Regions from separate parts of the Mus musculus genome. Here region 1 is linked to region 2. Evidence: chromatin loops called from intact Hi-C (ENCODE). Cell type or tissue: left cerebral cortex. All regions are shown on one strand.

Region 1 (2,500 bases), 400 kb before region 2:
TAGCTGAGGCTATGACAGTTAGGATGTTGACTCCTGAGGAAATTCTCACGATTGTCTTAGGTGAATCCTTGCCACCCTTGTGGATGAATGGGAAGCTTCTAGCTACATTCACTTATCAAGTCCAGGCTTTATCATTATTTCCTTTTAATGTTAAGAAGAAGTGTATTTATAGACATGTTGCTATAGAATATGTGAGGTAGGATTTGAACCCATAGATTCTGTGAGATAAATTCAATATTTATAGAGCAGTGACAATGTATTACTTTACAAAATGGGGTAATACATTGCCATAACATAATGAAATACAAAACAATGTTCCATTTGTGTGAATTGAAGTTTCAAATTGTATAAATTTTACCCCTACACAAAAAGTAACAAGATATTCTTTGGAATGTAATAATCCACATGTACGAATGACTTGAAATAATTCAACTCTTTCTAGTGACTCATGCCTGTCACAGAGGGATAGAAAAATCACACTTGTATACCTCACAACAAGAACCAAGACATCCAGGGAATAGTGTTGGGAATATATTTGTAGAGCTAGAATTTTGGTGACTTTGGAACACAATGAGGGATACATATGATATTTAGAACTTTTTTTATTTCTTTAACTCAGTATTTTCTAAGGATGTGGCAGTGATCCAATATAAAATTTTATGAAAGAAGTCTTTGAAATTGTGACTATGCTTGCCTTTCAAAAGTTACTTTATTTGGTAAAAAACAATAAATACTATTTTAAGATCAAGTCATGCTTTAACAGTATTGATTTTTTTTTGAACATTGAATGTTTATGAAGCCATAGCCTGTGTTTTTTTTTTTCCCTGTAAGAGTTTTGCCTCCCCACTGAGTCTCTTGGGAAGGTTGATTGCCTTCATTTTTAAGCAAGTGTCTCTCAAGAATTGAGAACTTAAAAAAGAAATTCTTTTGATAACAGCTTGTAAATCAATCTTCTATTCTACCTCAACAGCCAAAGGGTTTAGTGTGCCTTAAACTAATAGCTGCAAAGATGAGAGCTATTCTGAGTGCATTCAGAATGGCTGTTAGCAGCAACTATGATGCCTGAAACTCATGGCTGACCAAAGTCTTGGCAAAAATGACTGGATGCCCACTGGCTTCTGGCAAACACAGAAATTTAAAGGCAAAGTTGTCTCCTAGGGAATGCTGACAGCTGTGTTTAATACATACAGAGGGAGGAATGTACACACCAGAAATCAGAGACTATTTCAATCTTCAGTTTTTCCTAAGTAATCTAAGGCAGGCTGGGAAATATGTGGAGCTCTCTCTTTGGAGCTTGGATTTCTCCTCTAAATCTCTTCCTGTTGCCTAGCTGTACAAGTTGCCCACCTTCTCGATTAACTTCTTGCTTTTTCCTTCTAAAGAACAGATTGTAATATAGGTCCATCATTTTTTCTTTCCTTTTCCTCCCTTCAAATATCCCCATCTTCCTTTCAAATGAACAGCCCCTTTTAAAATTAAGTGCTGTTGCTGAATATGTATATATGTATATACTTCTAAATATAACATATTCAGTTGGTATATTACATGTGTGTGTTTGTGTGTGTGTGTTTCAGGGATGATTATTTGGTATTGGAGTACCAAATGATGTGCTCTTACCCAGGAAAGATTATTTCTCTTCCTCTCATCACTTCTTCATTGCCTGTAGATCTTTGTGGAATACTGAGGCCTCTTACAGTTTCCCCAACATTGGTAAGATTTTATGGGTGGAGTTCCTAAAACTACTAGAAGATATAATCTTACAGCAAATTTCACGATACTCAGGCTCTACTATCTTCCTGCCAGGCATCATGTGATGCTTCCTGATCCATAGGTTCAGGAATTGAATTATAGATATATGCATTGTTATTGGGCTTCATAACTATGCAACGCAATCAGTTATGGTTTTCTATAATGGTCTAAATTAAAGAGAAATGTACTTGATGAGGAGTGAGAGAAACACTTATCTGTGGGTATAAGGACAAGCCAGCTATGATACTATGACCTGCAACCACAGCCATCATGAATGATAACCCTACAGGTTCAGCAATGACGACATACCTTAGCAGTAACCAACAACTCTGCAATTGAGCGTAAGACATGTTCATCAAGAGAGAAAACATGCCTAGTACCAAAATCCTAGTCAACTACCCACAGCTAAAGCCTCAGTACTTGGTAAAGAACCTATAATCAACTCTTTTTAAAAAGAGGAAAAGACTACATTGCAATTTCTCAAACTTCTTATCATGGGACGTGCTCTTCATAGGTAATACATTGTTGCAGTGTTTTCTTTAAAAACAAAAATGTATATTGTCAAGAAGAGCAAATCTAATTATGGATTCAGTAAGTAATTATTTGGTTATTTAAATATACTTTTCTTCTGAGTATAACCCAGAAGCTTGATTTATTACTGACCTTCAGCAATGATGATCCACATTATAGCAGTGAATTCATTAAAAAGACTATATCAAAGGATGCACATTGTTAAACTACATGTTGGGAT
Region 2 (2,500 bases):
ACAATGCATTAGAAATTTCACCAGGTACTTTCTGCAATGGTCTCTGGATTGATAGAAGGAAAGGAATTCCACTTTAATTACTATTCAGTTGTATAGCAAGCTGCAAAGAGCAACAGAGATTGAAACACAAAGCCCATAGCTTCTTAGAATTGTGGTTATATTTCATGGACACGTAACGTTAATTGTGATATTTTTCTAGTACACAGAAATATTTTATTTCAATATACCGTGTTGAAATACTTTTGTATAAAAACATTTGGAGATATCATTCTCTATCAACAACATCTCTATTTGTAGCACTTACTATTTACACTAAAGTAAACTAAAATGATAAATAACTTGGACAGAACAAAGATTAAAACCAAAAAATATGACCTTAAATATCTTAAAGCATTTTGGAACATAAGATAATAGAATGTTTCTGAATTTGTATTACCTTGCTAATTTAGAATTCAGTAAGATGAGTCATGAAAACAAAAGCTTACACTATAAAGTATTTGGGAGAAAATAAACAAACACAGCATATTTTTTCTCTATCTGTGAGGCAAAATGGACGATAAATACATTGGAATGAAAAGTCCCTGTTAGGAATTTTGGTGGGACCTTGGGCAAAGAAATGTAGACTCTGAATTAATTAGCAATAGCAAATCAAGTCAAGGAACTAATGGAGTTGGTGCACCCATATCACACTTCAGGGAATATCATCTATGAGGATTGTCACAGTGCACCCTAATAGGGAAAGTGAACATTATCTAGGCCACTAGGAAGGAGTTACTAACTGTTGAGAGATATCTAAGCTGCGTTCTAAACAAGATATTCCTGCTTATCAGTGGTTCAAAAAAGTAAACAAACAAAAAACACCCCAAACCCAACATCCTCTTTATTAAAAACAACAACTGGTTATGTGGATAACTATTAGGATAAGTGGATGTCTTTCAAGAAGAGAAACCTCCACTTAAACACACACGCACAAATTCATGCACACTCAATCACATTGTTTTATGATGATTAAAATATAACATCTCTGAAAGAATAGTATTACTTTTATAAATTACAATAAAGTCTTTATTACTGTTAGATATTATCCCCAGAACCTGGAGATCAAAAACGATTTATTTTCTCAAAATGTCAGTTGTGGAGAGGGTTCAGTCTATGACTCCAGGTCTTTGGTGATATTGCAGAGACTTTGTCAGGCAGAACAGCAGTCACATCAAGACTTAACTGTGTGTAAAGGATCTACTTCCAATCTGAGTTGTGCAATTTTAAAGCTTATTGTTTCACAGCTATGAACCAATCATCCAGGGCTCAAGTTATCCAGGAAATTCATCCCACGAAAGAAGAAGATAGAAGGAAAAGAAATCTTTTCAAAGTTGAATTTAGTTCAAATTGAGATGACTTTCTGGACTATTTCGTCTTACACTGCATTGGCAATAACCATATCATATGGTCACACCAAGTACAAAGCAGATGGGGATAGAGTCATTTATTCTGTCAGTAACATGCTCAGACTTTGAAAAGTCCTGATACCAAAATGGAAGAGAAAATTCGACAGACAACTAAGAATATAGTCATTTTTCTTCACTGAATTTTAAAAGCAATACATTCTTATTAAAAACAATAAGGTAAAGCCAACTAAAAGGTAAATGGCAAAAATAGGTTGTTAAGTGCTCCGTACAATCTCATTTTCCTAAGAGAAACATATGTAAGTAACATTGTTGTGTATTGCATATCCTTCCTATTCTAGATATAGATTTTTAAAGATGTTGCGTTTAATTTGGGGGCATTCAGTGGATTTCAAAAAGAAAATAAAGATAGTGAAGTTTGACCTGTCTCTGCGAATGTTTCAGGAAAGGAGACTGGAATACTAGACTAGTTTTGACATTGGATACAACAACAAAATGGTTCCTGATGCCCTAAAAGGACTTACAAGTAAGTAGGATTGTTTAATTCAGGAAGCAGAGTATCTTAGGCACTTTCCACAGTGTACTTTTGAACATCTATTTTGGGTATTTCAATTGGAAGTTTGGAATGTTCTATGAAAAGAAGAGACTGAAATAAGAAGTTTGCTTTATTTATCATGGTAGTGACAATCCAGTCATGAGATGCTGCATTCCCTGGGAGCTGTGCTGAGTGAGATGGGAGGGAGGGAGGAAAAAGAAAGCTACTTTCAAAAGTAAGAAACTAAGAGTGGAATTTAATGTAACAAAATTAGTTTTTTAAACTCTAACACTTAATACTTGTGTGTCTATCACAAAATAACAGGTAATAATATAATTGAAAGAAAATAAACGAGCCATAAGAAGTGTTTAAAATGGCAAACCTCTAAAAGACCTGAACTAGGGTTGTCAGTAGAAGTGTGTAATCCAGAGACAGAAGTCTGAAGAAGGAACTTGCTAGAGACTCTAGGACCTGTCAACCAGACATTGAAAGCAGCAGAAAGTGAGGACAAGGTGACGAGCAGCTACAAAGATTTACTCCTCACGTTTTCATTACACGTTCA

The links. Hi-C counts contacts between places; a loop is a spot of excess contacts. Peaks named below come from ENCODE experiments on the same cell type or tissue, not always from the same donor. Only the 100,000 strongest peaks of a DNase experiment are listed, where the experiment ranks them.
Region 1: it touches region 2 in a loop (2.1-fold over the local background); 2 of 42 quality-filtered maps call a loop at or near these places.

The regions. Positions count from the first base shown.
Region 1 is chr11:41,648,119-41,650,618 of GRCm38, forward strand. No RefSeq gene overlaps it. Among named protein-coding and RNA genes, the nearest start is that of A230004M16Rik, 61 kb to the right of the region's middle. In left cerebral cortex, no CTCF peak of the experiment used is centred here; a DNase peak (open chromatin) is centred at 1,160.
Region 2 is chr11:42,049,737-42,052,236 of GRCm38, forward strand. No RefSeq gene overlaps it. Among named protein-coding and RNA genes, the nearest start is that of Gabrg2, 50 kb to the left of the region's middle. In left cerebral cortex, no CTCF peak of the experiment used is centred here; DNase peaks (open chromatin) are centred at 1,397, 2,025 and 2,466; H3K27ac peaks cover 609 bases.